Linked DNA regions of Mus musculus: all the other regions are linked to region 1. The links are chromatin loops, found by intact Hi-C in ENCODE. Cell type or tissue: left cerebral cortex. All regions are shown on one strand. Links, peaks and the distances in the headings refer to the core of each region. The heading gives the core; the rest is flanking DNA. Region 1 overlaps Pard3 (par-3 family cell polarity regulator). Region 2 has its middle 7.6 kb from the start of Gm32532. Region 3 overlaps Gm32532 (a long non-coding RNA gene).

Region 1 (8,082 bases), core at 1,046-6,045:
AAGTCCCTATGAGATTGTCCTGTGGGCAATCTTGTGGTATATTTTTCTCAATTGGTGATTGATGTAGGAGGACCCAGCCCACTGGAAAGTGCCACCCCTTGCCTGGTGGGTCTGGGTGATGTAAGAGAGCAAGCTGAGCAAGCCATGAAAGCAAGCTAGTAAGTAGTGCCCCTCCACAGTCTCTCCATCAGCTCCTGCCTCCAGGGCCCTGCCTTGTTTGAGTTCCTGCCTTGACTTCCCTCAGCGGTGAAAATGGAACCTGATAGCTGTAAACTGAAAGAATCCTTTCCCCCAGTCCCTTGTGGTCAAGGTGTTTTATCACAGCAGTAGAAGCCCTATCAAAATTATCTGGTATCCGAAGAAAGTTCTCCATCTGAACCTGTGCACTAGAGCCATGTAGCACCCATAACACAGCTCTCCTCTCCTTCTCCTGTACTCTCTGCATTCCCTCTTCCTCCTCCCCTGTGGTGACTGTTTCTGTTGTATGACTGCTTTACCATTTATCTCTGCCTCTCACCAGCCACTGCACCCTCATGTCCTCTCCCACCAGGGCTATTGTGTCCAGATCTGTCTGTCTGTTTCAAAGCCTTTCTCTTTGTCTCTCTTCATCGCTCTGTCTCCCTCATCCTGGTGGCAAAGCCCTTGCCTTGTGACTTTGGCTTAAGTTCCTTACATGGTGATGTAAGCTGTTATAACCAGGAGGAGGCAGTTAGTACCTAGCTGGGTGTACAGTAAGATGCCCAGGGGGCCACACGAAGCTGACCTAGGTATGACTGTGAACAGATCCATTGAGGACACATAGGCGGCTGCCATTGCTGTGGTCGTTTTGAATGATCACGGGTGGGATGTACAACTGTGGAGTGACCGTCATTGGGCACCAGCTCTTGGATCCTAACCTACTTGTCTCTGCAAGGGAGGGAAAATTAACAATGCACCTCCTACTTCTTATCCTTGGATCCAAAAGTGGCCATCATCCCTCTCTACCCTAAATCCAGAAGCCAATATTAGACACTGACTTGCTCTCCAGCTCCCATAAGTCATTTGAAGAGAGCCAGTCTCTTTTCTGAGCAATTTACATGTGATGGTTCACTGGTTTCTCCCCAGTACCTTATACAGTCAGCAGCTACAGCCCATCTGACAGACGAGGTAGTTTGGGCCTGGAGAATACAACTCCTCCAGGCCACACTGTGACCAAGTGAGAGCTCAGAATCTGAATCTCTCTAATCCTAAGCTATTCTTCCCTATGCCAGGTACTTGGATATTTAACTTCTAATGTGGGAGGGGGAGAGGGAGAGAATGTGTGTGTGTGTTCCTGTGTGTATGTATATATGTGTTTGTATGCATGTATGTGTTGGTCTGTGTGTATATCTGTGTGTCTGTGAGTGCATCTGTGTGTTATATCGTTAACTATTCAGAACATTCAAATGCTAATCCATTCTCTTTCTCTCTTCCTTCTTTTCCTCCCTCCTTCTTCCCCTCTCTCTCCTTTTGCCTCCTTTCTTTTTCCTCTCTCCCCCTTTACCCCCTGTCATGTGTACAAGTAGGCACATGTTTATGTGTGTGCACTGGTGCACAGGCACATGTGTGTCCATGTCTATGGAGGCCAAAGGACAATCTCAGCTAATATTGGTCAGGCATCAGTTTTACTTCCTGAGACAAATGTCTCTCACTGGACCTAGAGATCATTGGTTAAGCTAGGATGGCTGGCCAGTGAGCCTCAAAGATCCTCCTGTCTCTAAGCACTGGGATTACAAATATGAACAGTCACATGTGGCTTTATACATAGGTTCTGGGAGATTTAACTCAGGTCTTCATGCTTGCAGAGTGAACACTTTGCCACTGAGCCATTTCCTCAGCCTTCGAAACAGGAAACACTGTCTGCCTCCTTTTCTTCCTTTCTTGCATTGGCTCATTGCTAATTCTTTCTTAATGAAGAACGTATGGACACCAATAGCTTCCTCACCAAAGAAAGTAAGAGAGGGGTGTGTGTGTGTGTATATATGTGTGTATGTATGTATATGAGAGTGAGTGTATGTGCGTGTATGTGAGAGAGTGTATGAGAGTATGTATGTGTATGAGAGTGAGTGTATATGATTGTGTGTATGAGAGTATGTATGTGTATGTGAGAGTGTATATGAGAGCATGTGTATTTGTGTGCATTGTGTATATATGAGAGTATGGGTGTGAGAGTGAGTATATGAGAACATGTGTGTGTATGTGTTCATATTCCCCATACCCTATTTCAAACCTCAGGAATTTCTTGCTTTATTTTGTGCTCACGTACTCATTAATCTGAAGCAAACTTGAGCTACAAAACAAGTTTCTCCTCCTACAGCATCTTCCCCTCCATCCCCAACAAACCACAGTGAATTTTCACAAATTTCAATGCAGAAAGAACCTGCATTCCTAGGGTGCCTGAAGCTTATCTTTCTATGCAGAGATCATGCAGGGTCAGGGAGGAAGGTAGCGAGCTTTAGTATCAGGAAGTCATGGATGAAGAGATGACATTTGTCACATCCCAGGCTTCACACTGACATTATCCATCTGTCACATCTCTGGTATGATTAGTCTACGATTTTTTTAAGTGAAGACAGTCAGTGCTTTAGGCAGAGGACCTTACTCTGTCCCATCTGAGGATTCTGCTGTGGCTCCCATGAGTAGAGCCAGGTGGGAGCCTCTGTTCTTCTCAATGGATCACAGAGCCGGTAGTGACAGTGAGAGTTTAGTTCCATCTGCAATGTCTTCCCATCTATAATTTCAGCCATGTAGAAAATGGGTGGGTTCTACCCTGGACCATTTTGCCAGCATTCCAGAATATTCGAATACTGCTCTCTCTGTTCCTATGGGAGACATAGTGGCCTCCCACGATCTCCTCATGAATGTGCAGTGTTGTGTGTGCTGATGCAGGAGGCTGATGCCAGCAGGCTCCACCTACTGCCGCCAGACGATTTTCTTGTTGATAAATGGAGCAATAATACATTTTCTTTATGACTGTCATCTCTCCTCCCCCTTCTGTTTTCAAGGAGGAAAAATAGGGCATGTCTTCCTTCCTGGCACAAAATTGTTCGGCTTTATCAAAGGCAATCTTATTGCAAATTCATAGAAGTATCTAGAGCCTTGATAGTAAATTAAAGATGTTTCAGAATTGTGTTTCCTGAAAACTGCAGCCAGCCCCTTTAAGAAGTAGTAGGAGGTGAAGTTTCTGTGCAGCCCCTTGCAGAAGTAGTAGGAGGTGAAGTTTCTGTGCAGCTTGCGTTTGCCTCTCTATCTTGGGGTGATAGGAAGTGAATTATATAAGCTGAGATGTGGGAAAAAATAGTGTTTCTAGACAGGAACTTGGGCAACCCTGACCTGTGTCAGTTACTAATATACAGGATTCCAGAGAGCCAAGCTGAAGATTGTAGGAACCTCCTGTTGCATCACTTTGTTTTGTTAATGATTTTGTTGTTGTTTTGAGACAGTCTCTTGTCACTCAGGCTGGTCTTGAACTTTACTATATAGTCGAGGATGACCTTGAACTTCTGAACCACCTGCCTCGGCTTCACAGACTCTGGAGTTATAGGCATGCAGTACAACCCCGGTTTATGTGGTTCTGGGGATGGAGCCCAGGCCTCCTGCATGCTAGGCCAGTGCTTCTGCAGCTGAGCTGGCCCAGCTCTCTGCCTGCTGTCCTTTCATTTTTGTCTGAGCTCGTACTGTAGTCTATCACATGAGCTGCCTTGTGACAGAGCGATGTCCCAGTCTTTGGAAGATGAAAGCGAGCAGCACGCACCATTTTCTAACATCCTGGCAGCAGCTAGATACACTGCTCGTGTGGGTAGCTTAGACCTGAACAATAACGCTGAAGTGAGCAGCGGTTAGTGCAAAGCTAGATGCTGCTGATACACATGTGTCTGTGCCCACACTGCAGGGGACCTGGTTGCCCTGAGCCAAACAGAGGGCACCTCAAGCTAGGAGGAGCACCTGTTCCTAAATATCTACTGAATCTGCTTCTGTCTTTTGTTCAGTTAGCACTGGTCACTTAGCTGAAACTTGGGACTGGCTGAGGATAATTAAGGTTTTTTTGTTTTGTTTTGTTCTGTTTGTTTTGTTGTGGTGTGGCTGCATGTTCAGTGTAGGTGCATCTGTGTGAGTACCCATGCATGGGTGTGCACGTGAAACCAGAGGGCACCCTCGAGTGTCATTCCTCAAGAACTATCTACCTTGGGTTTTTGTTTTGTTTGTTTGTTTGTTTGTTGTTTTTTAGGTAGGGTTTCTTGATGGTCTGGAGTTTGCCAAATAGGCTAGACAAGCCGTTCAGCAAGCCCTGTGGATCTTCTTGTCTCTCCTCCCTAGTGCTGGAATGTGTGCTATCTCATTCAGCTATTTGCATGGGTACTGTGGATCGAACTTAGATCATTATGCTTGGGCAACAACATGCTTTAGCAGCCCAGGTATTGGTATCTTCCCAAGCTCTGATAGTCAATTTTGAGAGCTCTAGCCCCTCACCATGATACCTGGTGGGTGCTCAGGTCATGATGATATTTGCTAAAGCCTGGAGATTCATCTCTCTCTCATCCCTGACTGACTTCTTTGCTTTATTGCTAGACAAAGCAGGAAGAATGCCAGCTCCATATCACAGGATTCCTGGGAACAGAACTACGCCCCTGGTGAAGGCTTCCAGAGTGCCAAGGAGAACCCCAGGTATTCCAGTTACCAGGGCTCAAGGAACGGCTATCTAGGCGGGCACGGCTTTAATGCCAGGGTCATGCTGGAGACCCAGGAGCTTCTCCGACAGGAACAGAGGCGGAAAGAGCAGCAGCTGAAGAAGCAGCCTCCAGCTGATGGAGTCAGAGGGCCCTTCCGGCAAGATGTGCCCCCTTCTCCATCTCAGGTGGCTAGGCTGAACAGACTGCAGACACCGGAGAAAGGGCGGCCCTTCTACTCCTGAGCTCAAAGAAGGATGGCAGCATTTTGTGTCATGCAATAAAGGACATTTACCCATGAAGACTTGTGCTGTTGGAGTTTTTTAAAAAAAAAAAAAACCTTCGGTGGTACTCCAGAACACTTCTGTTGCTGGTATCAGTGCCTTTAAGCAGCATGAGCAAAGAAATGGAAGGCCTTAATGTCTTTGCCACTGCGTCTATCTCGTGGAAGGACCCCCACCACCCCCTGACCCCAATATCAAGTTCAAGGCATCAACTACCTGCTTCTCTGCAGTACCGGAAACTTCAGCTCCATGCCTAAGATGCCTACGGACTTCACAGCTTCATCTTAGAGAGTGAACCCCCCCACCCGAGGCTGCAGATGTTGCTGACGCCCGCTCCCCCCGGAAGTGACTGCGGTGTGCACCAGAACTTTGCAGCAGGGTTACCCCTGTTCTCCCACTCGATCTGGGGTTCCCTTTATTTCCTCAGATCCTCGGAGCATGAAGGCTCTAGAGTGGTAGTGAAGAAACTAAGCCATACGCCAGTGCCGTTTGGTTGTGAGGGGGTGGGGGGTACTTTCCAACTGCCTTATAACTCCACTACCCATATCACAATGATTCTAGTCTGCGTTTATAAATACACGTGTTCAGTCCCGTTCATGATACCTGGGAACAAGGAACATGGGAGTGGCCCATTTGCATTGCACCCCGAGGAAGGATATAGGAACTGAGGGAAGATTCTCTGGAGGAGTTTAGGCCAGTCTACCCTGTCCTTGTTTTACTTCATTTGTGTCGCAGTAGGTTGGCAAGGAAGGCACAGAGTGGGGCAAGGAAAAAAGTCAGTCACTTTGGATTCTGAGAATCAATCTCAATACATCTTTTGAGGTTGGAGTCAGTATTTGTCTCCTATTCCCTCTACTGTGTCCCTTCCTGACAAGGCCGCATTACTAAGTTATTCTGCCGTTTATCATAAAGACAAATCAAAGAAGAGCCATCCCACTTGAGAACATTTTGATGCCCCTCTGAGCAACAGGAGTCACATTTTCGTGCATGCCTGTGTCACGAGGCCCTCCTCATGTTCCCGCTGTTCATCTGTAGGTCTGAACATCCTGTATTGTAAGCCAAGGCTGGGTTGCTAAAGTGCCTGCGAATCTTGATATGAAATAAAAGAAAAAAAAAAAAAACAAACCTTGAGCAAAAAGCTCAGAGTACCATGTATTAACAAAAAAGAAAGAAAAAAAAAAAGACATGTATTGATATGCCTATTTTTTTTTTTTACTGGCACACTGTATTTTTTGTGTAGACTTGTTTTTAGAAAATAATGCGCAGTGTCCACAGGCGCCGTGTCTCTCTGCATCTGTGTGTAATGGCTTTATCTGTTAATGACTTTCAGTGGTGTTTAAGTGGTGTTTCCAGTGTAAGTAAGCGTGGTGACCTTGGACAGCGGTGGCTTCCTCGCAGCCTCCCCTAAGCTGTGAGGGACAGCTGTCCCTGTACATATAAGACTTCTAATAAAAGACATATTTCTTCCTGTTCTTTGCTGTGTCTCTAGTTTTCCTGGCAAACCCCTCCTAGCTGTTTTTGTAAAAAGTATATTAACAGATGTCTTTTTTTTTCATATTTAGTGAAAGTGGAAAGTTCCTTCCTATCTATGCAAACATAGGATTAAGTGAGGGAGTGGGGAGTGGGGAGGACTGGAACCCTATATTTTTCTTTTAAATTTTTATATATTTTATTCTATTAATATTAATTACATAATTTCTCCCCTCCAGTCCCTCCCATGCCCCTAATGCATTTGAAATTCATGGGCTCTTTATTATGGTTACATATATACTTATGTATGTATATATATGCAAATAAATATGTAAATGGAGCCATTTATTAATAAGAATTGTGGAAGGCCTGGAGAGCCCAAAGGAACCCCTAGGAAGTATGGGATAAAGGACTTAAATAGAGGGAAGAGATCATACAGAGGCCCACATATGTCTAGTGCTACCTTTGGTGATCTTGGCCAAAGATTCTCATTAAAACAAGATAGACAATGAAAGGTGACTAACCACCACCCCTTGGGCAAAACCTCCTCTTGTGGGCTGTGAACCCTTTTATGGACAAAGTTCTTTTTGTGGCCCCCTACTCCCCCAGCCCCAGTTATCTGAACAAGAGAGTTTTAGGTGTCTGATGAAGGAGGTGGCATCATAGCCCTAACTGTGGCTCTGTAGCCAGGTGACATCATAGCCTTTACCTGTGGCCCTCCAGCAAGGTGACAGCCAGGTGACATCACAGTCCTAACTGTCCCTCCAACCAGCTCCCCCATGCCTGGAGTTTTACTTGAAAGTAAACCTGCAGTCTACACTGTAGTGGGCGCAATCACACAGAACAGAGCACCTATGATTCAGTGTCTGCATTTGGTGTGTTTCTGTATCATCCTGTGAGTCCTCAGAACTCAGGGACGCGCACCTGCACGCGCATGCGCACGCGCAGACACACACACACACACACACACACACACACACACAAGTCAAAGGCCACCTGTAACCAAGCAGGTATGGCATGATTCCCACTTTTGTTTACAGTCGCAGGAAAGCATGTTACTAAAGCCTTGAAGACCACCTGGAGGTGACAGAAGTCCCCTCTTTTGGAAAGCATAGTGCACCAGAAAAATAATTAAATATCTGTAGAATGCAGTCTCTTTATTTTCTTTTATTTTTTTCTCCACTTCTTTTTTGAAAAAAAAAAAAAAAAAGGTTTCTCCAGTGATGACACATGAAGTAAAGAGATAATCTTCTTTTCTTACTTCAGAGACAGGATATCATCTTAATAAGGCTGCTAACAAGAGCATTCACAGGTCAGAGAGTGGGAATGTAGGAGGGGCAGCTTTAATGGAGAATCACCTTCAGCTCTGAGTAATGACTAGATCAAAAGCACGCTGGATTAAAGTGACTTTAAAAATCCATGTGAGGGTGAGGGTATAATTCTGAACATAAGCTTTCTCTCTCTTTTTAAAAGCAAGGGGCTAATGGTCACCCTAAAAGTTCTCAGATAAAGATAAGGCTGGCATTACCCACCATATAGAAGACACCATTTTCCCCTGTTAGATGGTTTCCTGTCTGTCCGTCTCTCTCTGTCTCTCTTTTACATACACACACACCACACAAACCACACATATGTATATAGAT
Region 2 (8,082 bases), core at 1,211-6,210, 89 kb after region 1:
CCAGGTACTGCACCACCCAAGAGATTAGAAAGTATGCATGCCTACAGAGGCCATTTAAGAGGACACGGGTGCCGGGCATGGTGGCGCACGCCTTTAATCCCAGCACTCGGGAGCCAGAGGCAGGCAGATTTCTGAGTTTGAGGCCAGCCTGGTCTACAAAGTGAGTTCCAGGACAGCCAGGGCTAAACAGAGAAACCCTGTCTCGAAAAGCCAAAAAAAAAAAAAAAAAAAAAAGGAGGACACGGGCACATAATATATGCTGAGCTTAAAGTAGAAGCTGCTGGATGGTGGACTTATCTCTGCATCTTCAGTTTTGGTTTGGATATTTTTAGAGAAAGGAAAAAAAGCCCACTTACAAAATATTTGACATTCTAAACTTCTCAGAGTGCTGGCGCCACTGTGGGGAAAGCAGCTAGCAGGCTGAACGACAGTAATGGACTCTTTAAAGTTCTGTCTGTGTGGCGATGCAGCTGTATTAATTAAGGCTCAGGCAGATTTATTGATGTCTGTGGGTCTGTGAATGTCTGTGTTCTGCTGAGTTGGATAAGTTAAAAAGTCATAAGAAAGTATTTGATGAACCTCACCAATTTTTTTTTCACGCCGTGTGTGTAATAAGTAGGCAGCAGTAAAGCCCAGAGACTTTCAAACATTTTTCCCCCTCCGTAGCATACTATTTCGGAATGTGATGAAAGTTTTCTTTTTCCCCTTTTGAGAAAGACTCTCCTATGCCACAAGCTGGCCTTGAACTCTCTGTGTAGCTGAGGATGACTTTGAATTTCTGGCCCTCCTACCTTCATCTCTGAGTGCTGGGGTTACAAATGTGCACCATCACACCTGGTGTGTGTAGTGCTGGAGAGGAACCCAGATCCCTGGGTGCTCAGTTTCTCTAGCCACCAAGCCTCAACCCTGTTCTCCTTCCTCCCACTTTACTCCTTTGCTCATTAATGCAGTTGGAGATTCCTGAAGAGGATATACCTTATGAAAGCAGAGGAGAGGGTGCAGGTGTCCAGATTGTTGAGGTGGGGTTGGGGGAGGAGTTCATGAAGAAAGCAAGCATGCCGTAAGCTCAGAGGACCTCACTGGTAAGGACAAGGCTTCCCCTTCCCCACAGCTTCTATAATGTACTTGCTGGCTGTATTAGTCAGGGTTCTCTAGAGTCACAGAACTTATGGGTAGTCTCTGTATAGTAAGGAAATTTGTTATGATGACTTATAGTCTGTAGTACAACTCCCCTACAATGGTCAGCTGTAAATGGAAGTCCAAGGATCTAGTAGTTGCTCAATCCCACAAGGCATGCAGGCAAAAAAGAGCAAATCTTCCTTCCGATGTCCTTTTGTAGGTCTCCAGCAGAAGGTATGGCCCAGATTAAAGGTGTGTACCCCCATGCCTAGATCTTGGACTTGCTTTTCCCAGATGACCTTGAACTTAGAGATCTTCTTGCCTTAGTCTCCTGGCATTCATAGTCACTATGCCGCAAGATTTCCATGCTAAAATTCAGGTTAGAAGCTTGTATCTCCCAGCCTTAAGATCTGGATCACAGGTGAGCCTTCCAATTCTGGATTGTAGTTCAATTCCAGATATAGTCAAGTTGACAACCAGGAATAGCCACTACACTGGCCTCATAACAGCTGACAGGACATATGCCAGGACAATTTTGTGGTCTAGCCTTTGACACAAGCACCTGAGTTCCCCATGCTATAGGCCGGGTTTATGTAGATACACAGGTGTTAGAAGTGAGTGTGCAAAACTCTGTGTCTTGTAGCTTATTACCTAGCAAGGTAAAACTGCAGCCAAGGCTTGCTTTTCTAGAATGGGGGATGACTGCACCATTTCCTAGGTAGAAATCTCAAGGCTCCTGCCTGCCCCCTGGGCACACTCTCTAAGTACCACATGAAGCACCCTTTCAATCCTGTTCTTTGTACATTATCACAGGGCCCCAAAGCCTCATGGGCTGGGAGATCTGACTTCAGTGTGATGATGTTGAGAGGTAGTGGGTCCTTTATGAGGTGTCTCCTAATGAGGAGTCATTACAGGCTCACTCTTGTTTCCTGTCTCACAGTGTGATGACTTCTTCCCATATGTACACTGCCATTGTGATGTCATCTGTCATGAATGACATATTCGTCACAGATGCTGGGGTCACGCCCTTCAACATTTCTAACCATGAACAGAACAAACCTCCTTTCTTTATATAGGACAGCAATTCCAGGCTTCCTGTCTCACCTGTGACAACTTCCTCGCCCCATCCGCCCCATCACACCTGTCTTTGTGAAGCCATCTGTTATGAATAACATCTTCACCAGAGCTGCTGAGTCCATTCCCTTGAATCTCTATAAATTAAATAATTCATCTTTCTATATAAAGACCCCATCCATGGGTATTTTGCTATAGTAACAGAGAATGGTCCTCTTGTCTGATGGTTTTAACAGATCCAAGAGGTATTATAGCCACTAGCACAGTTCTTCCTAGAGTTGGGGGTAGAGGAGAACTATTGACTTAAGTGTTTCATATGGTATATGTGTACAGAGGAAGGAAAGGTCAGGCTTTCTGGGTGAAGGAAAAGCATAGGCAAGGACACAGAGCTTGAAGACACATGTGTCCTGGGCAGAGTAGGCTGCAGTGGGCACTGGTGAAGCACAGCAGGCATGGTGAAGTACAGTGGGTCACAGTGAGGCACAGTGGGCATAGCAAGGAGAACGAACTACTTAGATCTCCTGCCATCACACATTGTTGTAGTCCTCCTGAGTGTAGGTTCAATGTGACTAGCTGCCTCACTCCCCTGCTGTCATGCCTTCTCTATCACAATGCATTGCACTTTCAAAACTCAAACCAAAATAAACCCTTCCTTAAGCTAATCTTGTCAAACACTTTATCAAAGTGATGGACAAAGTAGTGTCCACATTGCAATGTGTATGTCACAGTCACAAGATCCCCAATATTTGCAAAGTGGAACTGCTTAAAAAAAAAAAAAAAACGGGTGAAATAAGATGTACTACGGCAACCTTTGCTTAGTGGGAGGCCTTTAGGGATAAAAGGTACTGTAGGTCCTCCAATAGTCTGTTGCCTGGCTGGCCCAGAGGTTGGTGCATATCCTTATGTATCTCATAAGGGAATTGTTTCTGCAAGTAGGCATGTGCACATGTGAGAGTATTTGCACATGCACTGGTGTGGAGGTGTTGTCCCTCAGCCCCAGGCATTTTGATTTTAATGACAGGACCACTTTGGTCTAGAGTTCACTAAATAGACTAGGCTGGATCCCCAGTGATCCCCAGGGATCCTCTTGATTTACATCTGCAGCATTAGGATTACTGGTGCATGTCACCATGCATGGCTTTTTTTTTTTTTTTTTTTTTTTTTTTTTTTTGCATGGCTTCTGAGGATTAAATGCAGGTGCCCAGCATTGCAAGACAAGTACTTTACTCAATGAGCCATCTCTACCCCTGTAAGAGGATCTTTGAAACAAGATTCCAGAAGATATTTTAGAAGACGTTCCCTGTCTCTCACTCAATGACTCACTCCTTGGATATGGTTTTTCTCCACCAGGCTCAATCCTGGTCCTCAATGTACTCATGTTGCAAGCGGTAGGACAGGCATTTAGGGACAGAATGACCCTTCTTCATGTTTTCTTCACCTATTCTGAGAGTTTAGTCTTCTTTCCTTCTCTTCTGCATCCTCCACCTTCCTCAATATATGGAGCAGCATACACTAAGAACCACTCGTTAAAACAGATGTCTTTTCTGTAATAAATGACTCACTCATAGGTGTTGTTACCATAACAGGATGCAGAAGAGAGTACTTGGGTACTAGACACTGCCCACAAGCTGCTAGACTGTTTTTACCATTCAACAGAAGATCAGGTCAAGTCAAGGAAGTGCTGAAGGACATTCAAGATGCCTGGCTACATCAATTTCTCATCATTCCTGTCCTATCTCCAGAACCCCCCAAAGATGCCAAGGTGAGAGGCAATTTGGGATTGTCTCCAGGGACAGGGAACAGACACTGTGGTGCAGAAATCTGTGACTTTTGGCATGCCAGAGTCCTTCTGAGCTACTGCCTTTGTGCATCTGAAGAGAAGGTCATTACTTCTTTTGTGGTGTTGGAACACAGGCAGTGAGAGTGGGAAGCGAGTGCCTCGCCACCATCCTGCGCTTGGCTTCCAGAAGTGAAGGATGTTCCAGGTCTTTTGCTCAAGACCGATTGAGTCATAGTTGGCCAGAGAGAAGCCCTGCAGCATAAAAAATCCTGGCAGCTGCTTACATCCTTTACCACAGATGGAATTGAATATCTATAGATAGAGGTTATTGGGGAAAGGTGAAACAGTCTCAACAAATACACACCTAGGGCTAGGGACAGGGCTTAATTTTGTCACACAAGCATGGTGACCAGAGTTCTGGATTCTGAGAAACCCTGTGAGAAAGCCAAGCATGTTGATGTGTGCCTGTGATCTCAGTACTGGGGAACCACTGGAGCTTGATGGCCAGCTAGTCTCTGAATCTATGAATTCAGGTTCTGTGAAAGATCTGTCTCAAAACAGAAGGTGGACAATGCCTGGGGAGTGACACCCAGTGTCAGCCTATGACCTCTATATCCACATACACACATGTACAAGTACACTCACAAGAACATATACACACACCACAAACACAATAAATATAAGTCCTCTGTGTGTCCTTCAGTCATTCCTGACCTCCAGGCTGGACTTTCAGAGTCTGTTGCTAAGATAGTCATAAGGAAACATGTCCTCTGTTGGGAACTGGCTGGTGGACAGAGAATATGAATAGGAGAAGAGAGCTTTGAGAAGGTTTGAGATGGTTTGCGGCTTGGTGGCCACATGCTCAGTGGATCTGAAACTTTGTGTGGTGTACAGAGAAAAGATGGTAGGAAGGATACCATTGTGGATATTTGGATGACAATTCTCACCATCCCATGATGAACTTCTGCCCACTCTGCAAGAGGAACTCCAGGTGGATGATGCATCTTATACATACAAGCTCTCCTGGGATGCATCTGCTCATAGAAAACTACCTCTGTTGCCTTTTGAACTAACTCTTCCTTTTCCATCTGCCTTGGTCTTCAGATTGCTTTATCAGCCTGGTCATTTCTCCTTTGCTGCTCCAGTCCTTCCAACATCATTACATGTGGGTAGGATCCATGTAACCCAGGCTGATGGTCGCTGTAGCTACATAGTTGAAGAAGACCTTGCACTTCTGATCATGTCCCTTGCCCTGTAAGTACAAGCATGTACCTGGGTTATATGGTTCTGGGGATGGGACTCAGGGCTTCGTGAATGTTAGACAAACACTCAACTGAGCAACAACCACCGCCCTGATGGAGACATTTTTGGGGACTTGATACTTACACCTGAGGGCAGAGAACAGTGAATGGAAGGGGTAGGTTTTATTTATTCTTATAGCTCCCAGAGGAAGATTGGGATGATCACTGGGGCAAAACCACGTAGACACTTTTGTTTTAAATTCTTGGGCAGTGCTAGGAGCAAGGTTCTAATGGGACATGGTAATTTGTCCCAGCTCAAAAGAATAGATATCATATTAATAAGTTTAATAGAAAGAAGGGTTTTTGTTTTTATTCTTTGTTTTATCTGCATTTAGAGTCTAGTGCTATTCCCAGAGAAGGACCATCCATGGAGCCAGGGTGTGGAAATCCTTTTTACCAGAGACTCCTGGTAGCTTTCAAATCCTTGTCCCTTCTTTTCCTGCTGTTAGCTGCTCAGCATTGAAGATCTCATGGGTCCTGGGAATGGCATGTCAACCCACTGGGAGCAAGTTGGCATAGATGCCTTACCTTTTCGTTTTGTCTTGTCTGCTGCAGGGGTGATGGTTATGCCCCAGAGCTTCAGAAACACAAGCTTCTTTCATGGGAATTCTCATAAATGTCTAAGATGTCATTAGAAGAGAGGGTGACCATATGACAGTGATGTCATACCATGATCTCCACTCTATGACAGAAGCATTGATATACAGAATGAAGAGGATTGGATGGAGCTCTGTATGCTTCAGCATTTGAGACAGGTGGAGCCTAGAATAGACAGTGTGTATGCCATGGTAAACAAGCCTCTTTTCATGCCTGCCCAATGCACACTGAAGGATTGCAGTTTACCTTCCTCACCACAAAGGCAACTTAAGAAGGGTTTATTTTGGCTCCCACTCTGTGAGTACAGTCCATCATGGAAACAGATAATTTCTTACAGACGTGCCAAAAGGCTTATACTAGAGTTCATTGTAGATTCTGTCAAGTTGATAATCAATAAATTATCACAGGGCCTACTGTAAATGAAACCATCATACTTTGTCAGAGACAAACACACTTACATGGGTGACACTGTCAGGTAGTTCCAGGATGGAATCCAGGACCAGACATTGGTGGGGGACCAGCACTGTGGGCACACAGAGATTGTTGAGGGATGGTCTGGTAGATGGCAGCCTAGAGATAATAGTCATCTGAAACCTTGTGAACATTCAGCGTGTGCCATGGAATTTCTCACAACAGCTCTATATGATGGGAACTGTCTTCTTTGAAGGTGGGGCCACTAAAAGTCAGAAAGTCCATTTCCTTGAGGCAATATTTATATTCTAAATGATGGAGGCAGGATTTGAATGCAGGTCTTCTGAGTCTATGGCTTCAACTGCAGGTTGTAGTCACTCAATAAATGGGACTTTCAGTGCTCACTGTACTCAAGATATTCCCAGTATTCACTGTGGATGGTAGACAGGCACATGGTCCTGAGGATGCTCTTTCCTCATGGCAGGACTCAGCTGCTTCCAAGGAGAGGATTTCAACAAATACGGCAGGTGTCAGTAGACCTTGGGGATGGGCCTTTGGAGTGAGCAGGTGTGCCAAGGGAACCCTGGCTATGGAAACATCTCAATGCCTTGATCATGAGGATGGATGGGAACTGGGCTCTCAAACTCATCAGCAAGGCTGATTCAAAAGCTTCATCATGCACCCATGCAGTAAATCAAGGGTTAGGGATGGAGTTTAGATTGAGCCCCAAATCAGGCCATAGTGAGCCTTGCTGGATGACTCACTGCTGACCTTTGTCCATTCAAAGCTGCAGTTCTTACCTCAGTGGGAATAAGAGACTTTATTCTGGAGCCAAATGTGAGTGAGTACAGGCTGGGCACATGGTTTAAACTGCTCCAATTCCCATGTCCCAATGTGCAACCACTTGATACGGTTTGCATAGTTACAGACTAAAGAAAGTTATAAAGCAAGGCATTTTAAAATGATTTGGTGGGATTGTCTGATACGTGGGTTACTACAAAGCAAGGGAATCTCTGCTTTAGGCCTCAGATGTTGTCTGATGGCCTGTTTAGCTTTGGATTGGTAGAAGCGAGTGGTCTAGTCATACATTCTAGAAGGATTTGCCCAGTAGTCACAAGGAAGTGGGTAATGAATGGGTATTAAGATAGGTCAAGATAGTTTGGCTCCCAGCCTGCAATATTCCACAGACCAGTTCTCCATGACTGAGGAAGTTCTAATTTGGTCAATGGAAAGTTTTAAGGTATGAGATACAAGCATCAATTGAAGTACAACAGCCCCAGTCTGACATGGCACAGAGGCTCCAAGTCCTTTTTGTTGTTGTCTGAGAGACTCACCTGTGTCTTACCCTTACTATGTCTATGAGAGATGTGCCCTTCAGATACTGTCATGCTCTAGACAAGGATGAGATTTGCCCAAGCTTGAGCCTGGACACATATCCAGCAAACAGGCACATCTAAGGCTGACCTAAGACATCCAGCCAAGTCACGGCTACTCATCTCTGTCACTTTGTCTTCAGTTTGACTTCTAGGGTTTTACCTGTGAAAATGTATACTTCTATAGTAGAAGAGTTATACCCAGTTATGAATACTATAGTTCAAACCTACAGCTGGGGTTGCCAGGGAAGGTGTAAGACAGCCAAGGTAACCAGACAAGAGGAAGGGCAAGGCTCTGGGGAAAAAAAAAACAAAGCCATTCTTGGCAGGTTCTTTATTGCTTCTATGAAGCCCCTGAGGAGCATGAACAAGCTACTATTACCCTTTTCCCTAGTAAATTTCTCAGCATTATGGGATATACATCCCT
Region 3 (8,082 bases), core at 1,989-6,988, 66 kb after region 1:
TGCCTATAAATGTCCATTTTGGTTGCCATTTTCTTCCATTTCTGAAGAGTGTTTTTCGCTGGTTTGCAGCTTTGGGACACTTTTGAGAATTCAGCCGCTGGTTCTAACTGGTCCTTTCTTATTGTTCTCTAGATTTTTCTCTTTGATTTTGTTTTTTCTATAGCTTATGTGTGAAGGGAAGGCGAGAGTCCTTTCATTTACTCTGCTTGGGCTTACCGTCCTTCTCACACCTGTAATTCTAAAAAAAGTTGGGCCTATTACTCCAACGTTTCTTTCTTTCTTTCCCTACTTTCTCTTTTGGGGCAGCAAATAAAATGTATTATAGATAACTCAGTCTGTTTTAAACTCTTAGTTTCTGTTTTACAATTAATCCGTGATACATTTTAGATACATCCTCAGAATCTTAGCATTATAAGAATCCTAGCATTATATTCACAATTATCTGATAAACCTAATATCACAGTCTCCTCCTGTGTGTGTGTGTGTGTGTGAGAGAGAGAGAGAGAGACAGAGACAGAGAGACAGAGACAGAGAGACAGAGAGACAGAGAGACAGAGACAGATTGCTTGCTAGTGGGTGTATGAGTTAGGGAGTATGTATGAGTAGATGTGTTGGCCTGGTGGCACAGAGGCCATTATGTAATGGCCTATAGCCCCAGGCTATGAAGGAAAAACAAAACAAAAAACTTTACAAGATGACTAAATCACACACCAGAGAAAGCAATACAATGAAGAGGGACAGTAAATTAAAGATGTGAAAGTCTGTGGCTGGTGTAACACAGCACAACGCTTTCCAGGAAACTTTCATATGGGAAAGAAGTCATTCTGAAATAATGATTAAAAGTCTAGTTTAGGACCCACTCAAGCCAGCAGTCAGCTATTGTCATTATCAAGTGCTGGGCACTGTATACAGTATTATCACTATGTTCTCTGTGTGTATGTATTTGTGAGAGTGTATGTAAGTGTGTGTGCATGTGTTTATGTGTCTGAGTGTGGAGGTTAGAGATCACTCTGCAATGTCATTTCTCAGGTACTATACACCTTATTATATATATATATATGTGTGTGTGTGTGTGTGTGTGTGTGTGTTTGTGTGTGTGTACAGAGTATGGACATGGGAATTATGGAAATTTCAGTACCACAGCACATGTGGAGGTCAAAGGATAGATGAGTGGAGCCAGGTCACTCTCCCCCACCTTCATGTGAGTTCTAGTGATTGACTCATGTGGTCAGGCTCACAGAGCACATGCCTTACCAAGTGCATAATCAACTCATTGGCTTCATCTTATGATTGAGATGAGGTCTCTCACTGACGTGGAACATGCCACTAGATTAGGCTAGCTTTCCAGTGAGCCCCAGGAATCCTCCTGTCCATACCTTCCAAGTGTTGGGAATACAAGAGGCTACCACCACACCTGACTTTTTAAATATGGGTTTTGGGGACTCAACTCATGTCTTTAAGTTTGCAGGGCCAGCACTTTATGGACTGATCTGTCTGTCTCCCCATCCCTGTGCACAATGCCTTTTTACAGCTGGCAGTGCAATGAGGTTGTTTCAAAGCATGACCACACACGTGTGAGCATCCTGTTGAGTAGTGAGTAACAGTTGTGATGTCACTAGACTATGGGACTTTGGCAGTCCCAACATAATCCTGAAGGTCCATCACCATATATGTGGTCTGTTCTTGACTAAAATGTCAGGAACTCTTGACTAACCCTCCCTTCCACTTTCTGACATTCATGGTTTAGGGAAGGCAAATAGCCTATCTTAGAGACATTTTACTCAGGGTCTGTGGGAGGAGGCAAAGACAACTGGTGTAAGAGTTGGGAGAGACCATCGTGACGTAGATGCCTTGTTGTTATAGCATGGCCTAGAACAATGCTCTGAATCTTGGGTTACACAAGTATGATACACCACATATAAGACAAGGTGAGAGAAAACACAGCCTGTTAGTGAGGCCACATGGAAGCATTCGTAGATATTTTTTGACCTAGGAAATATTTTGAAAGACAACCAAGAACTTTCACACACAAAGCCCCCCCCCCCCAGCTAACAATCTATATGAAAGGGACACCTGAGTCCCCCATGCCTTAGTCCTCAAACTAGCCAGGCATGTGCCTAGTTCATTGAGGCTTCTGGAGAGTTCTGTGAGTAAACAAATCTGCTCAAATGACAAGTTGCCAAAATGTTATATTATATGAGCATCTATACAACCATGTCTGCTCTGCACACTACAGATCCATGGAAGCTGAGGGAAGACACAGTTGTGGGACCACTGGATTATATTAATCTTTGCTTCTGTGATTCTTGACTCCAGCTCTATTCCAAGTCCACCCCAGCAGCCAGATTATTATCCAGAAAATGTGGGAAAGCAGAGTTTTTCACAGTCTCTTATAGAAGGTGAACCCTGAACAGGATTCTGTTATTCGTTCATCAAACACATGAGGGAATGCCATCTTATTGGTTTTTTTTCATCTTGTCATTTTTTTGTAGTTAATAGTTGCGTTTTATTTTTCTTGTTCATTCATTTTCATCTGTGTGCCTATGTACATATGTGTTTGAATATATGTGGAGGCCAGAGGTTAACAACAAGTGTCTCCTTCATTCTTTCATTCTGCACCTTATATTTTAAGACAGGCTCTCTTATTGAAGCTGGAGTTCACTGACTCAGGTTGACTGACTGGGCAGCATGTACCAGCATCCTTCCATTTCCACCTCAATGCTGGGATTACAAACATGCAAGGACTCTGAGGATCAAACTCTGTTTCTCATGCTTACATGGCAGGGACTTTATAAACTGTGACACCCCCCCCAACCCTCTTCATTTCAATGAAGCCCAGGATGGATTCAAACTCACCATGTAGCCAAAAATAACCATGAACTCCTGATCCTCCTGCCTCCACTTCCCAGGAGCTGGGCTCACAGATATAGACGGCTGACTGTGCTTAACTAATAGTTTATTTTTTCACTTCTTCCATCTTTGCTTCTGCTAAGAAAACATACTTATTTTGAAAACATCTATCATGGATTAAGATATCATGGGGAGGGTGAAATAAGGAAGCAGCAAAGTTAGACATGTCCAAGCTGCCAGAGTAGGACAGGTCAAGTCACTGGCAGAAGAGAAACTGAGCTGAGGTCTCAGAGCCAGTTACGGGCAATCTCAATGCAATAGTTAAGGACTCTGTAATAGTCCCTTCTGGAGGTGGCAAAGGGGGGTTCTGACTCATTCCTAGGTCTGGATAAATAGGCCATCCAAGGGTCCTAAGTGGGATGGCCAGGAGATAAGACAAGAAAGAGGACAAAGGCTGGGACTGGGAGGTCTTGCACAAGCTGCCTTATGCTAAACAAGCTGATTAAGAAGTACAGCATTTTATATGTTCCAGGGGAGAAATGGGACAGAGCCAGCAGAAAGCTATCATACAATGGGATGAAGTCAGCGGGAAGCTAATCAGACAGTGTTACACAAAGGGAACACAGGATATCTTGGGACTGATAATCATAGTCTTTTAGGGTAGGAAGAGTTGGGGTTACAGGATCTGAAGCTACAGCTTTGCCAAAGCTTTGGACCCAGGCCATTCCTGACTCTGTACCACCCTGGTTCTTTCTCCATTCATTAGGGACTCAGGGGAAGCCTTGGGTAAACCCAGCCCTCAACAGGGTCCCTCCTTAAAGATCAGCTGGTGATGAATGGCCAAAGCTGAGTCTCCAAAAGCAAAAATCCAAACCACCCGCAAACTCTCTGTCCCTGCAATGGAAAGCAGGAAAGTGTTTGCTGGCCATGGAGAGACTCTGGAGAAGGAGATGCTGTGCATTGGGTGACATCTTCCTGCAGCATCTCTCCCGAGGCCTGGAAAAGACCACACAGTGTCCAGGTACTCTAGAGACAGAGTGAGTGCCTCCCCTCCTCCAGGCACTCCATTCTCTAGTATCGCTGACTCCCAACCCTGTGTAGGAGTGAGTCCCTCTCACCTCCACATCCTCCTTTCCTTCCTCACCTTTCTTTTGTCACATGCACGTGTGCTAATGCATCTGGAGGTAAGCGGTCAACCTTAACTGACATTCCTACAGAACTATTCGCTTTGGTTTTTGAGATATGTTTTATCATTGTCCCAGAGCTCACCAATAAAGCCAGGCTGACTGTGAGTCCCAGGGATCCTGTACTTTACAGAGCCAGTTCCCCAAGCCATGGGTGTCACTTCTGAGTGAGGACTTATCAGATGTGCAGTCATGACCTAAACCCTCGATGCTCTAACTATGGTCTGCAAAATAAAAATGTCAGCATCACCGGGGGCCCACCTAGACATCCAGAACACAGGCCTGGGTGGCACCAAGGGAATTCTTCTTTCCTGAGACAGAAGGGCTAGCAAAGGAAGCCAGAGCCTCAGGGTGGACACTGCTACGAAGTGCCTGTGCCTCTATGTGTGAGCTGGGAGTTGCTGGAATTTTCCCCTTTGATGTAATGAGATAAATATATCATTGGGATTCTTCCACTCCATCTTCACAAGATAGTTCCAGAAATAAAGAGTTATCCATAAGCCTTAGGAGAGTCGAGATGACAACTTCTGGGACATGGAATCTTGGTCCAAATGGGATTTTTTTTTTCCTTGCTGGTGTTACTAATTAAGATTCTCTTCAAAACTAGGCCAGCCCATGTTCTTCAGTTGGCAGTCTGCTCTGAATCTCTCTGTAAACACGTAGTAGCTTGTACAAACAGGGGAGGCTTTACTTTCCCATCCTAAAGAGGGCCTGAAATAAATCCCAGACAACTCTTGGAGTTTGCCTTGCTATAAAAATAGTGGAATTCATTGAGAGCTGCCTCATCCCACTCAGACAGGCTGGCCGGCTAATTGGCCCTGGGACCAGCTTGGGGTGCGTTGGCTTTACCCAGTCTGTTTTACCCAGTCTGTCTTCGCTTTGCATTCTGGGTCTTCAAAGCTTTACACTGAGATGATTCTAGTGTTCATTCTAGTCTAGTGGAAAGAGAGACTGCATAGCATTCAGTCAGGCCTGGACCAACCTTAGTTCTATATCCAACTTTGCCTGGTGTCTTCAAGCTTTTGTTGATACAATGGTCAGTACTCTTACCTCTGTATCATGGATAGGATATATTATCCAAGTCTCCCCTGTTGATACCAGGGGATGTAGTTGAGGTGGCTCTTCAGTCTAACATGGTGCAAAGCTAGACTGAGCTAGGCTAGGAAAGATAGAAGTGAGTCTCCAACTCAGCTGTGAGCTTTGACTGTGATCACTGTCTGTGAGCAACCAGCATGCTCTGAGTGGGTGGAGATCTATTCTCACTTGACACTTGCCTGACTCCCATCCTTGCTGGCCTTCTTTTGAGGAGACAAACGTCTGCCTTTCCTGCTTGTCATGTTCACTTCTGCAGATTCAGAAGCTAGACAAGTACCTGACACATGGTGGGTTTTGCTAAATATTTGATGATTGACACATGGCTTTGAGTATGCAGCTTTTGGGGTAACAAGTGGAAGCAATTCCACTTTGAATGATGTAATCACCCACTTCTCTGCCAATCTTACAATGTCTGCAAAGTCCCTGTGCCACAGTCCCTTAGGAGGTCTTTTCAGTACCTGAGCTGATCAGAGCATTGTTGCTTGTGCTAATAGTAACTGCTTATTTATCAAGTCAGAACACAGAGGCTGAGATACAGCTGAACCCAGGTTACCTACATCCTATAAACAGCATTAGCTACTTCTCATCGGTGTGGAGAAATGGCAAACAAAGCAACTTCAGCAAGAGGGGCTTCACTCTGGCTCCCAGTTTGAGGGTGTTCTGTCATGAGCAGATGTCATGGGGACAGGGCATCAGGCAGCCGGACACATTGGATCAGTCAGTAGACAGGAGCCAAACGATGCTGGGTTCTGGTCACTGGGGTCCTTTTTATTCAGCCTGGGACTCTAGCCACAGGGTGCTGTTGTTCATACTCAAAGGGAGTCTTCCTTGCTGAGAAGAACTCCCCCATCTATAAACACACCTAGAAGTCTGTTTCCATGGTGATTCTAAACCCCAGCAAGTTGAAAATGAAGATCAACCATCAAAGCAGGCACAGGGATTGCCACTTGGAATCCGCTAACAGCTAACGCTAAGTAAGTACAGGCCCTCTCACGACACTGCAAGCATTTTGACTGAGCTTTAACTGCTCAGGGCCCACACACATCCTGTGTCCAGATGTTCAGTGCACTCATACAGGAAGCAAAGAAGGGTGAGGTCCTCAGATTTTGTTTAATAATATTAGCTAGGAAGGGGAGTCAGTGGCTACAGTTAGGGAGGAGGTGGAAGGCAATGTGGAAGGCAATGTCACCTAGGCAGGTACGGACAGGTGTTGCATGTCTCCTCCGTGCTCACGGTTTGTGGAGCAGGAGGACCGGGGTCATATTATGCTGTAATGGTTGTCATTGTCTGCTCTTTCCACCATGTAAGTCTTGGCAGATAACCTAGAGGTCCAAGTGCAGGGCAGGGCTTCACCCCTGTTTCCTTCCCAGAGCAAGACAGTGATGTCCTGTCCAAACACTGCAGTGACTGTTCCGTTGGAAGGTGCTCACTGCAGGATAGGGTACTTCCTTCTGATCCTGAAGATGCTGACTATCCATCCAGACTCTTCCAAGAGACCTTTCTTGCCAAAGGAGTTGGCAGACTTTCCTGAGTGACTTCCTGTCAAGATGGCAGACTGTGCTATTCAGCAATCTAACTGTTGAAAATAAGTCCATTTTGTGTATGAGCATGTGTTTGTGTATGTGATGTGATGTGGGGTGTGTGTGTGTGTGTGTATGTGTACATGTGGAGGTCAGAAGACAATTTTTAATGTTATTCCTTAGGCCCCATCCACCTCATTGTTCAGACAGAGTCTTTTACTGAACCTACAGCTCTGCAAACATCCCAAACTGGGATCCACCTGTCTTTGTCTTCCCCAGTGCTTAGGTTGCATGTGCTCCCCACTGCACACATTTTTGTTTGTTTGTTTTGGTTTTTTGTTTTTTGTTTTTGTTTTTTGTATGTTAGTTCTGCCTCAGGTCCTCATGTTTGTAAAGTAAACACTTTTCTGACCTAAAGTCATTTTTAAAAAATAAATCTGAACATTTTGCATGTGTACGGGACATAGTAGTATATGTCTGTAACCTCAGACGGAGGATGCTGGGAGATTGTGAGTCTGAGGGCCCTCTGGAGGCTTACCTACACCTGGAGCGAGGGAGAAAACGTACATTCCAGCTGAGTGAGCATGCTCAAACACCTCCATCTGCAGGTGGGTAGGACGCTGTCCCTCAGAGAATATTTCTGACTCCTGTGGTTATATCAAAGCATTGGGCCACTCTGAAGCTCTCAAACAGCAACTTGCAGCATAGATGCCAGCCTCCGACGTACGGTAATGACAATTGCTGGTATGTACTGCACCTGCAGATGTAATGCTTAAAATTAAAGTTGTCATCCCGATGTGCTGACCAGGCATGGTGGCTAATATTGATAGTCAGCTCCACAGGATCTAGAATCACTGACAAGACAATCTTCTGGTCATGCCTAGGAAGGATTATCTAGACTGGATTAATTGATGTGCTCCAAACCCATGCTCCATCCCTTGGGCTAGGACCCTGGAGAGGATACAAAGGAGAAAGCATCCCTCGCTTTCTGCTTTCTGACTGTGAATGCACAGTGACTAGCTACTCACACTCCCACTGCCAAGACTTATCTGCCCCAATGCACTGCACCCTCAAACTGTGAGTCAAACAAAACCTGCCTGCCTGCTTTCTTTCCTTTCTTCCCTCCTTTCTTCCCTTCCTTCATTCTCCCTTCCTCTCTTCCTTCCCTCCTTCTCCCTTCTTTCCTTTCATTCTGCCTGCATGCCTTCCTCATTTCCTTTCTTCCTTCCATCCTTTCTTCCTACCCTCCCCCTTCCTTCTATTCTGCCTTCCTTCCCTCCTCTCTTCCTTCCTTCTTCCCTTCCTCCCTTCCATCCTTTCCTTCCTCCCTTTTCTCCTTCCCTCCCTTCCTTTTTTCATTCTTTCCCTTCTTCCCTTCCTCCCTTCTTCCCTTCCTCCCTTCTTCCCTTCCTCCCTTCCCTTCCTCCTTCCCT

What was found. A loop is a pair of places that touch in the nucleus more often than their neighbours do. Peaks named below come from ENCODE experiments on the same cell type or tissue, not always from the same donor. Only the 100,000 strongest peaks of a DNase experiment are listed, where the experiment ranks them.
Region 2: it touches region 1 in a loop (2.1-fold over the local background); 3 of 42 quality-filtered maps call a loop at or near these places.
Region 3: a loop joins it to region 1, with 2.0 times the contacts of the local background. A loop is called at or near these places in 2 of 42 quality-filtered maps.

Annotation. Positions count from the first base shown.
Region 1 is chr8:127,605,845-127,613,926 of GRCm38, forward strand. It overlaps Pard3 (par-3 family cell polarity regulator), which reads left to right. Exons shown (of 25, transcript NM_001309391.1): 25 at 4,588-6,442. The coding sequence ends at 4,930. Among named protein-coding and RNA genes, the nearest start is that of Gm32478, 21 kb to the right of the region's middle. In left cerebral cortex, for the core only: no CTCF peak of the experiment used is centred there; DNase peaks (open chromatin) are centred at 2,941, 3,182, 3,747 and 4,490.
Region 2 is chr8:127,694,413-127,702,494 of GRCm38, forward strand. No RefSeq gene overlaps it. Among named protein-coding and RNA genes, the nearest start is that of Gm32532, 7.6 kb to the left of the region's middle. In left cerebral cortex, for the core only: no CTCF peak of the experiment used is centred there; DNase peaks (open chromatin) are centred at 3,798 and 4,129; H3K27ac peaks cover 516 bases.
Region 3 is chr8:127,670,808-127,678,889 of GRCm38, forward strand. It overlaps Gm32532 (a long non-coding RNA gene), which reads right to left. Exons shown (of 4, transcript XR_388233.1): 3 at 7,188-7,406; 4 at 6,259-6,705. Among named protein-coding and RNA genes, the nearest start is that of Gm32532, 16 kb to the right of the region's middle. In left cerebral cortex, for the core only: no CTCF peak of the experiment used is centred there; a DNase peak (open chromatin) is centred at 4,722.